Regions from separate parts of the Homo sapiens genome. Here region 2 is linked to region 1. Evidence: chromatin contacts called from ENCODE Hi-C data. All regions are on one chromosome and are shown on one strand. The core of a region is the stretch at or near the end of the contact, and the rest is flanking DNA. Distances in the headings are between cores, read along the strand shown. Region 1 has its middle 7.2 kb from the start of MGST2. Region 2 overlaps MAML3 (mastermind like transcriptional coactivator 3).

The links. Hi-C counts contacts between places; a loop is a spot of excess contacts on that map. Pooled maps may share reads with other maps.
Region 2: a loop to region 1 is called in a pooled map, with 6 times the contacts of the local background. The contact joins two enhancer-like sites. A Hi-C loop is called at or near these places in 5 of 50 pooled maps.

What each region holds. Positions count from the first base shown.
Region 1 is chr4:139,655,718-139,661,448 of GRCh38, forward strand. No RefSeq gene overlaps it. Among named protein-coding and RNA genes, the nearest start is that of MGST2, 7.2 kb to the right of the region's middle. Within about 2 kb of position 2,179, at least 10 of the 41 ENCODE cell types and tissues checked have a DNase peak (open chromatin) inside an H3K27ac peak, as active enhancers do.
Region 2 is chr4:140,068,604-140,074,334 of GRCh38, forward strand. All of the region lies in intron 1 of MAML3 (mastermind like transcriptional coactivator 3), which reads right to left. Among named protein-coding and RNA genes, the nearest start is that of MAML3-AS1, 57 kb to the right of the region's middle. Within about 2 kb of position 3,353, at least 7 of the 41 ENCODE cell types and tissues checked have a DNase peak (open chromatin) inside an H3K27ac peak, as active enhancers do.

The DNA.
Region 1 (5,731 bases), core at 929-3,428:
TCGCTTTGGTTATGGCTTGTTAATGTACATCCTCCTCACTCTGCTGTAAATACTGTAAGAGCAGGGCTGTTGTCTGTCTTGCTTATTCCTGGGTCTCAGCACTTAGTATGGAGCTTGGCATGTGGTAGGTACTCAATGCATTTGATGAATGAATGAATAAATGAACTTATGCACATTCTTTTTTTTTTTCTTTTTTTTTTGAGAAGGATTCTTGCACCGTCTCCCAGGCTGGAGTGCAGTGGGGCGATCTCGGCTTACTGCAACCTCTGCCTCCCAGATTCAAGTGATTCTCCTGCCTCAGCCTCCCGAGTAGCTGGGACTACAGGAGCATGCCATCACACCTGGCTATTTTTTTGTATTTTTAGTGGAAATGGGGTTTCACCATGTTGGCCAGGCTGGTCTTGAACTCCTGACCTCAAGTGATCCGCCCGCCTCGCCCTCCCAAAATCCTGAGATTACAGGCATAAGCCACCACGCCCGGCCTTATGTGCATTGCTATTTTCTGGTTTGTTCCTTTCTTTCTTTCTTTTTTCTTTTCTTTTTTTTTTGAGATGGCAGCTCAGGCTGGAGTGCAGTGGTGCAGTCATAGCTCACTGCAGCCTAGAACTCCTGGACTCAAGCGATCCTCCTGCCTCAGCTTCCTGAGTTGCTGGGATTACAGGCGTGAGCCACTGCACCTGGCCCCCTTTCCTTGCTTTAGATTTTTCTCTTTCATTGCAAAGCAGTACCCTCATTCCAGTATGAATAAAAACCCAGTTCTCGGATGTTTTACCAACCAAACTGTCTGCCTGATCTTGAGAAACTCTTCAGACACTGCCCAGCTCTCTGACCCACTCCTTTCCAAATAATTTTTGCAAAGTTTTTGTTTTTTTTTTTAACCAAGCCACTTTAAAAGCTAGGGGTACATCAAGGGATCAAATCAAAGTCCAAGGTGTGGTATCCAATTCCTCGGAATATTGATCAAAAAACGGGCATCCCCTTGGCTAGGGATTTCCCCACCACCAGGTGGAAACCTTGTGTCTTTTCTCACCCCTCCTCTATCCCCTCGCAGTTTGCCACAGGGATGCCAAACGTAAAGTGTCCTTTTCTGACCCTTCTCCATGGAATGTACGTCTCTGGGGCAGCGTCTGTGTTTGGCTTCCGTCTAGCTCTGAGTGGATCAGGACTAACGGTTAAATCCTGGTATTTTTACATTTGAGCACCTGTGGGTTTTGAGCAATTGACTGTTACAGGTCGCTTGCTGGAAATGGTCAATGTGTTCATACCTGAAAAACTGAATTTTTATAGGACATTATTTAGAGATGATTTTGACAGTTTGTGTTAACTGACTTGTTCCATTTTCACTGATGTGCATCTGTAGGGACTTCTGGAAACCTGGAGGAGTAAGCTATCACAGGGACCTCAGAGGGTGGCTTGCCTGGAAGCTGAGCTGCCTCTGGTGGTGTTATCCCGGCAGGTCTGGCAGCCCTGGATTGACTCCCCCTAGCGGTTTCACAAAATATGTTATTTTGATAGAGCACCTTAAACTGCAGCTCCTAGCTCTAAATGTGTGGCTGTTAGAATCCTTCTACTACAAATTAGGGATGAAATTAGATGACCAGCCAGTGGGACCTCTGAGAAGAGAATGAAAAATAGGCTCATGCAGGAGAGGGCGTGGAAGGGCGGATAAGCTGTTTTGTCTGGAATTCCTGTCCCAGACAGGTTTGTCTGGGAATGGCCAGAAACTGAAATTCTGAGGATATCATCCTGCCCAAGTCCCAGAAGCAAAGGTGAGAACCAGGCACACCCTAAGGGCAAGCAGGAGGGAAGAAGAAAAGAAAGAAGAACGAGGGAAGAACAAGAAGAAAGAAAGAAGAAGGAGGAAGAGGAGGAGGAGAAGGGAGGGGGAGGAAGGGGAGGAGAAGGAGGGGAGGGAGAGGCGGAGAAAGGAAAGGAAGAAGTGGAAGAGGAAGAAGAAAGAAAGAAAGAAAGAAAGAAAGAAAGAAAGAAAGAAAGAAAGAAAGAAAGAAAGAAAGAAAAGAGAAGCAGGCAAGCAGTTTTCAAAGTTCTTTATCATCTTGCTAAGGTAGCTGAAGGATGCAGTCACAGGCCCGCATGCACAGGAGGGCTTTCCTGTTTGGGGCCAGTAGGTTTCTTGTTTTGCTGTGTTTCCTTTCTTTTTGTGCAGGACGTGACTTGGCCTCCGATCTAGACACATCGGTGTTTTTGTGAGTCATGTTCTAACAGGATTGTGCTGTGTTGAAATGACTGTTGTTTGGTGTGTCAGCCCAGATGCAGGTTTAGCACCACATTTCAAAGTGAATAAGAGCTGCTTTTAACTGTTTGTTCTTAATCCACCAACCTTTTGTGTTTTCTCATCAAAAGAGGGGTAGCTTGCCCTTTTTCTTTTGCCTTAAGCCCCAGAGAGACACCAAGTGAAGCCACGGTACCCCTTTTTTTCTTTAAGTAGCCCAATCACATAATATGCTGTAGGTTTCAAGAGAGTAAACTCTCCTCTGGTGCATAGAAATCTCAGTAAGTTCTCTGAGGCAGTAGTTGGTAGTCCTGGAGATTTTTCAGTTAAATCAGTGTTTATTTCAAAAACGCCCTTGGTGATTCTAATGTGAGAATCACCAGTCTCCATGCACTTCAAAGCCAGTGGGCGGGGAAGTACTGGGCCCAATCAGCTGAGACTCGGCTCCAGCCACACTTACCTTTGCTGGTGCCTCAGAGCCTGTTGCCCCATCTCAGCCTCAGATTTCCCTCCCATGTCTGTCTGTCCTTCTCTCTTCCACCCAGGCATACTGTAAACTCCTCCAGTGGAAACCAGCATTTCTCCTGGGCTGCACCCGTGAGGCCTACAGGTCCCATCTATTCCCAGCCTCACCTCTTCCCTTCTGCCACTGCAGAACCTTCCACACCCCTTTCTCCTCTATCCTGGCACCACTGATGCTCACTTTGGGCACCTACCAGATTATTCACCCCCTCAACAGCCCTGCCCCATCTTCCCTCTTTTGGATGCAGTCAAATGGAGTGATTTGTCAAGCTCTTGAAGCTTTCTAGGTCTCAGTTTCAGTTTCCTTATCTATAAAATGGGAATAATTTACAGGCTCCTGGGAGTTTTGTGCAAGTTACATGAGACCATGTGTGCTTTGCTGGCGTGTCATAATGGATCCTGGATGAGGCCCAGACATCTGTGTGTTTCTGTCACCTCCAGTGTGGTAGCAGTGGTATGGGCTATGCTGAGAAACATTGGTTAAGACAGTGGTTCTCCACCTGGCTGTGCATTAGGATTACCTGGGAAGCTTTAAAACGTTCAGGTGCCTAGGCTGAACCTGAGCTAATTAAATCTGAAGTTCTGTAATTTTTAATGACCCCTCCTCACATGATTCCAATGTGCAGCCAAAGTTAAGAGTAAAGGCTCTGGGGCAGCAGGACTGGGTTGTACTGACTCTGGGCCAGTCACTAACCTCTCAGCCTCAGTTTCTCCATCTGAAGAATGGGAATAATATATGCACTTTACTGTTTGACTATGCAGATTAGTTGAGATAATTCTGTCCAGTGGTTGGCATAGGGCCTAGTACAGTGCCTTCTGTTGACTGGATTTGGGAGCTGGCAGGGTGGGCATGAGAGGCCCCCATCAGAGTGAGGCCTTCTCAGCAGCCCTGGGCTCATCCAGAACACCTCAGGCCTCTGGGCTCCAGGCTGTCCCGTCTCTTGCTGCTCTATCCCAGCAAGTTCAACAGTCGAGCTCTGAGCATGGCCTACAGGAGCCAGGGCACGTTCACGCCAGTGACCCTGTTTTAAAGTATCTAATACAAAGTACTATTCAGTTTAAAAAGTTTGTAATGATTCCATGAAAAAGGCAAACCAATAGTATTAGTTGTTTTTGTTGTTGCTTAATTGCCAATATGCAGTATGTTACCTAATTTATGGGTTCAAATTTGATTTAAAACACAAAAGCAAAAAAAAAAAAAAAAGAATAGAAAGTTTTGTTTCATGTGTGGTAACCTGGAAACATGGCCACCATTTATATTATTATTATTATTTTTTGAGACGGAGTCTGGCTCTGTCGTCCAGGCTGCAGTGCAGTGGCACGATCACAGTTCACTGCAACCTCCGCCTCCTGGGTTCAAGTGATTCTCCTGCCTCAGCCTCCTGAGTAGAGTAGCTGGGACTACAGGCACGTGACACCATGCCTGGCTAATTTTTCTATTTTTAGTAGAGACAGGGTTTCACCATGTTGGCCAGGCTGGTCCTGAACTCCTGACCTCAAGTGATCCGCCCACCTCGGCTTCCCAAAGAGTTGGGATTAGAGGCGTGAGCCACCGCTCCTGGCCATAATATTATTTTTGTGAAAATATGTGTTCTGAGGTCTAAACATTCAGCTTACAAATTTCCTTTTGGAACGTAAGTTTTTGTAGAGTATGTAAGTGTATGAGTGTGTGTTTTGAATGTGTGATGGGAGTACATGAATGTGAATGTGTGAGTGCACAAGTGTGTGTGCGTGTGTGTGGGTGTTTATGAGTGTGGGTGTGTGTGCGTAGGAATGTGTATGAATCTGGATGTGTGTGTGTGTGACTTTGTGTGTGTGGGGAGGGCTGCATGTGCTGAGAGCTGTCAAGAATGGGGACTTCTATTTCTCCTCACCAATCTCTAGATCCTGCTTTATTTTATCCTCTCCTAAGCCTTATGCAAACTTAAGACAACTCAGGTTGAGACCCTCTATTACTGTCAAAAGCCATTTTGAAGCAATTCAAATGTTCTGTTTCTATTCTTCTGGGAAATCTGTGCTGTCTCAGAAATTCTAATGGCATTCTAAAATCATCTGTTGCTTTGTAATATGGCCTTTTCAACAAATAGGCCTAGTCTCTTCTGCTTTCGCCCAGGGTTGGAGGGCATCAGGATGGCAGAGAGAATGGGCAGGGTGGTGACACCTGTGGACAGCCAGCATCATGCCGGGTTCTGTGCTATTTGCTTCCTTCACATGACTTCCTTTATTCATCAGAGGAACCCTGCAAGGTCAGTATTATTATTTCCCTTTGAAAACACATGTCCAGGAAGTTTAGCAACTTTCCACCGTGACACAGAGATAGGAGCTTAAACCTTGTACTCTTTTTTTCTACACTACATTGGTAACTGATCTTTATTTTCCTTGCCTTTCTTCTCTTTTTCTGTCTTTATCTTTGAGCCTTGATATGTCATTACTGGTGCTGGGTAGTGGGCAGTTTCTGCTGGAAGGTAGCTGGCATTCAACTGTAACCCTTTGCCCTGTCTGGTCCAGGGCAAAGTCTCCTCAATGGGAATAAAATGCCTTTGCCTTCTTTAGCTCATTTCTTCACACTCAGGGCTACAAAGCAAAATGCTGCAGTTTCTGAAATGGGAGAAAATATTCCGTAGGATGACTAAAATTTCCTAAATTTTTGCAACATGTAGCAAAATGGAGCATAATTTCAAATTGTGTTTATCTGAGCTTTGCTTAAAAACTTACTGTGTTAAAGCCACTATTAAACCCAGCTACTCAGGAGACTGAGGTGGGAGGGTTGCTTGAACCCTGGAAGTTGAGGCTGCAGTGAGCCATGATCATGTCACTGCACTCCAGCCAGGGTGATAGAGTAAGACCCTGTCTCAAAACAAAACAAAACACAGAAAAACTGCTGTGTAGTTACAAGATTCTTCAACTAGTCAGGACTTCTAGCAAGATAATGTAATGAACTCTGGGTACATGGAGAGTTATGTGGTCATTGATAAT
Region 2 (5,731 bases), core at 2,103-4,602, 410 kb after region 1:
CCGGTCACTTCCAAGCTGGACTTTAAAATATATTACTTTACCTCTCTAAAATCTGTTTTCTCATTTTTAAAACAATAACAAATAATATCACCTATCTCATATTGCTGTGAGGATTTAATATGTAAATACCTATAAAAGATGAAGAGCAGAGCCAGGCACATAGTGGCACTCAATAAATATGTGTTGTTTTTGTATCATTATTACTATTTGAAGAGTCTTAGGCCACTCTCTAGTACATAGTAAGCATTGAGTTAATGTTAGCTATTAATGTAATTAGGACCCACTACCCTCGCTTTGTCTGGTTTCTATCTTCCTCTCTACCTCCCTATTGCAACCAAACATTGAAAGAGTTGCTGACGAATTTTATAATTTGACAGGTCAAACTTTCTGAACTTCTCATTCCTCCCTTCTTTATATTCTGAAAAAGGTGAAAAAGAACAATGGAAATACCACAAGATGGGTAGCTTTTAGAAAAATCAGGTTTTCTAAGTAGCTTGAATAACCACATAATCAATATGTGATTCTATCAGCTTCGACTTTACATGGGAAAAAAATTTCACCTTGATTATTGCAACTTCAAAACATTTCTGTCCCATAGTAGAAGGGGAAATGTGGAGTCTTTTGACTTGGTTGCACTATGCAGGGGCTGGCTTTTTCTCTAGTAGTCAAGATTGCGCCACTGCATTCCAGCCAGGGTGACACAGCAAGACTCTGTCCAAGAAGAAGGAGAAGGAGAAGGAGAAGGAGAAGGAGAAGGAGAAGAAGAAGAAGAAGAAGAAGAAGGAGGAGGAGGAGGAGGAGGAGGAGGAGGAGGAGGGGAAGGAGGAGAAGGAGGAGAAGGAGGAGAAGGAGGAGAAGGAGAAGGAGAAAGGAAGAAGAAGGAGGAGGAGGAGGGGAGGAGGAGGAGAAGGAGGAGAAGGAGAAGGAGAAAGGAAGAAGAAGGAGGAGGAGGAGGGGAGGAGGAGGAGGGGAGGAGGAGGAGGAGGAAGAGGAGGAGGAAGAAGAAGAAGAAGAAAAAGAAAGAAGAAAGAAGAAGAAGAAGGAGGAGGAGAAGGAGAAGGAGAAAGAAAGAAAGAAAAAGAAAGAAAGAAGAAGAAGAAGGAGGAAGAAAGAAGAAAGAAGAAGGAGCCGGGATGCATTTAGTAGCAGAAGGACTACAGAATAGAATACATAGTAAAATCATACCATGGAGAAAGATCGAACTGGAGTCCTTAAAAAAAAAAAAATCTAGGCTGGGCATGGTGGCTCACGCCTGTAATCCCAGCGCTTTGGGAGGCCGAGGCTGGCGGATTACCTGAGGTCAGGAGTCCCAGACCAGCCTGACCAAAATGGTGAAACCCTGTCTCTACTAAAAATACAAAAATTAGCTAGGTGTGGTGGTGCACACCTGTAATCCCAGCTACTCAGGAGGCTGAGGTAGGAGATTTGCTTGAACCCGGGAGGCACAAGTCGCAGTGAGCCAAGATCACACCACTGCACTCCAGGCTTGGAGACAGAGCGAGACTCCATCTCAAATAAATAAATAAATAAATAAATAAATAAAAATCTAAAAAAGAGCCAGACTCTAAGTTTTGTGAGGACAAGGACACTGTCTTGGTCACCACTGCATTTCTGATTCCAGCTTCAATATTTCCCACTTAGCAAGTGCTTCAGAAATACTTGTTGAATGAGTAGCATACATTCATGTTAAAATAAATGGTTGGGAAAAAATCTCTTCATATTTTAGCCCAAGTACTTTGGTTTTGAGGCCTACAGACAATCTCATTTTAATCTTTAGTAAGCCTGTTTTGCCATCATTAAAATGCTTCTCTTTGAAGGTGAGCTTACTTTTTCAGTTCACTGATGAAGATATTCAGAATAAAGTAGAACACACTCTAGAAGAACAAAAAGAGAAAAGCTTCAAAACTGAAAGCAGAACCCACAAAGAAAAGGCAGACAAACTGCCTTGTAGCATCTCTACAACTGACACCCAAGAACCGAAATGAAACTGAATTTGTTCAGCAAAGCCCAAGTCAGAATCATAAAAACTCCTCGAAATACTACAAATGGCACCTATGTGACAATGAACAGTTTTAAAGCCTCAACACTCAGTGGACAAATGCCTTCAGATGAGCCACTTCAGAAGGTAGGACTCCTACCTAAGGCAACTTCTTCATACTTTAGCTTATTATCTTTATTCGAACTTGATTGAGACTTGCACACACACAAATGACTTTTCCCCTCTCCCTTTGGTTAAGATAGTCATCCATTAAACATCATTAGGAAGTAGAAAGGCCCCTTCCCTCTCCAGAGGGGAACCTCCTCTGTGCTAATAACCACACAGCTAGGTCTGGCCTTGCAGCCACCTTGCAATGTGGCGCTGGGGTCTTCGTGGGCACTGCCAAACTTCCCACAGCAGATAATAATGTGCCACCTAAGGAGGAAGGCAGCATTTTTCTGCCCTGAACTCCAGCTTCCAGGATCACTCGCCTAGGTCTCATCTTCTGAAGCCTCCTTTGTCTATCGGATGCATACTGTGCACCTTGTCATTGTTGGGAGGACAAAAACAACTGGCGTTTCTCACAAGCTGTCTGAAAGAGCTGCTGCAGACGACCCATGTGTGCACAGACTCCGCACACACTCTCTCTCTTTCTCTCCCTCTCTTCCCCTCAGGAACACCATCTGAGAGAGCTGCATGGCTGCCCAGAACTTGTCCCATCCAGCTGACTCCACCAGCCTTTTCCTTCTTTAGCAAGGAAATGGATCTCCAGAAGACACATTCCTGCAGCTCCATGAAACCATCCAGGCACAGATACTTGCCCAGCTTTTTAATTTTACAGCTTTTACACTGAGGTGACACCCCTGTCCCCAGCCCTGCTATCGTGGACATTCCCATTAACCCTGTTAGTTTTAAATGTTAAAAACAGAGAACTCAAGACATCTACTTTTTTAATGTCAAGAAATGCAAAGTGGCCTATGATAATAAACATAAACACATACATAATAGCCCAGGACTTAAAAACAAATCCCTTCATTTCTTAGACCCACAGCCACATAGATCTCACAGTTTAAAAAAAAAAAAAAATCCACAGTGAAACGTATCAGCGTACATTCTCTTTCAGATCCAATACACAGAAAATCTTTACACTTATAATTTTACAGGGACCAGGATTAGAGAGAGAGAGAGAGAGAGAGAGAGAGAGAGAAGGCACGCATCTGCTTTATGTTCTCAGTGACCAGCTGAACAGATGGTCAAGAATATTGTTAGTTAAGAAAGCTCTCATTCATGATCAGAAAGTCCCTTGGGCAGGCTGGTGTGGGGTGCAAGAATGTCCTAGAATGTAATATTTGAAGAATGTGTTCATGTCTGAGATATGAACCCATGTGGTGGACGTGGGGGAGGAAGGGGGAGAACAGACAGCCTGTTGTGATCCAAAAAGCAACCACAAGTACCTCAACATTGGTTTGTCACCCAGACACTTCCGGCTTTCATTCCACCCACTCCCTCAACAGTATTAAAAGTGAAGAAAACCATTGATAGGTCTCAGTAGCTGCCATAATCCTTCCTTCTCTAGACATGAGTGCAGTCAGCCCTCCGTATTCATGGATTCTGCATCTGTGGATTCAACCAACAGATATTCCAAATATTTTCCAAATATTTGAAGGAAAAAATTATGACTGTACTGAACATGTACAGACTTTTTTCTTGTCATTATTCTCTCAACAATACAGTGTAACAACCATTCACATAGCATTTACATTGTGTTAGGTATTATAAGAAATCAAGGGATAACTTAAAGTATACAGGCCAGGCGTGGTGGCTCATGCCTGTAATCCCAGCACTTTGGGAGGCCAAGGTGGGCGGATCACCTGAGGTCAGGAGTTCAAGACCACCCTGACCAACATAAAGAAACCTCGTCTCTACTAAAAATTCAAAATTAGCCAGGCATGGTGGCGCGTGCCTGTAATCCCAGCTACTTGGGAGGCTGAGGCAGGAGAATCGCTTGAACCTGGGAGGCAGAGATTGTGGTGAGCCAATATCGTGCCATTGCACTCCAACCTGGGCAACAAGAGCAAAACTCCGTCTCAAAAAAAAAAAAAAAAAGTATACAGGAGGACGTCCGTAAGTTATATGCAAATACAACACCATTGTATATCAGGGACTTTAGCATCCCTGGATTTGGGTGTCTGTCAGGGGGTCCTGTAGCCATCCCCCATGGACACCAAGGGACAGCTGTACCTCACCAGTAGAAAAATATAAAAGGGAGGTAGAAGAGGATACGCTGCATGAAGTTGCCACTTCTTTGTCACTTCTTCTGGGCTAACACAGAAGATGTAAAAAGAAACAGGGGGTCCTATGTGTTCATCCCAATATGAGCATTTCCTGGGTGAAATTTCTCTAAATTTAAGTCGCCTCTCAACCTGACCAACAGAAAGTGTGTTTGTCTAGGGAGGGAGGAGGATGGCTGGTCATGAGCACTATAAAATCTATGGGAGAACTGGAAATCAACAAATCTGCAACCATCTGGCTTTCCATACCAATTTATATCCATGTTTTCTTTTTTTTTTTTTTGAGATACAGTCTCTCTCTGTCACCCAGGCTGGAGCGCAGTGGCAAGATCTTGGTTCACTGCAACCTCCACCTCCTGGGTTCAAGCAATTCTCGTGCCTCAACCTCCCAAGTAGCTGGGATTATAGGCGCCTGCCACCATGCCCGGCTAATTTTTGTATTTTTAGTAGAGACAGGGTTTCACCATGTCGGCCAGGCTGGTCTCAAACTCCTGACCTCAAGTGATCCACCCACGTAGGTCTCCCAAAGTGCTGGGATTACAGGCGTGAACCACCTCGCCCAACCCTTCACTTTTTCAACAAAATTTCTTATAGACTTCCATCAGAGAGACTCTGGTACTATAGATGAGTTCCCTGGTGTTTTGATCTTTCTCCCACCCTGCAGTGAGCACCTACTTCCTGGCTGTGAGGTATTGTGCCAGGCACCCACAGTATACAAGAGACATGAGATATGGGGATATCCATACCCTCCGCCTGCCATTTTGGGGACAGGGGGTGTATGTGAGTCAAGCAACATTCACAGCTTCTAAAGCTAGAAAAAATAGTCTTCAAAATAATCCATATGTTGCTTTTTGCAACTCATTTTAGTGCCTTGATTGGAAAGTTCTGAGGAGGATATTAATGAGAAACTGGGGTCACCAAAATCAAACAGGAGGCCTGGTTTGGAGCAGGGAGCAAAGTAATCAGAAAGAGGACACGTGGCCAGGTGTGGTGGCTCATACCTGTAATCCCAGCACTTTGGGAGGCCGAGGCGGGCAGATCACGAGGTCAAGAGATCAAGACCATCCTGGCCAACATGGTGACACCCCATCTCTACTAAAAATACAAAAATTAACCGGGCATGGTGGCGCTCACCTGTAGTCCCATCTACTCGGGAGGCTGAGGCAGGACAATAGCTTAAACACGGGAGGTGGAGGTTGCTATGAGCCAAGATTGTGCCACTGCACTCCAGCCTGGCGAGAGAGTGAGACTTCGAAAAAGAAAGAAAAAGAAAGAAAGAAAGAGAGAGAGAAAGGAAAGAAAGAAAGAGAGAGAGAGAGAAAGAAAGAGAAAGAAAGAAAGAAAGAAAGAAAGAAAGAAAGAAAGAAAGAAAGAAAGAAAGAAAGAAAGAGGACATGTGTACTATGAGGGAGAGGGTCATTATTCATCCCCAGCTATTCCCCAGCTTCTTCCTTCCTTGTAC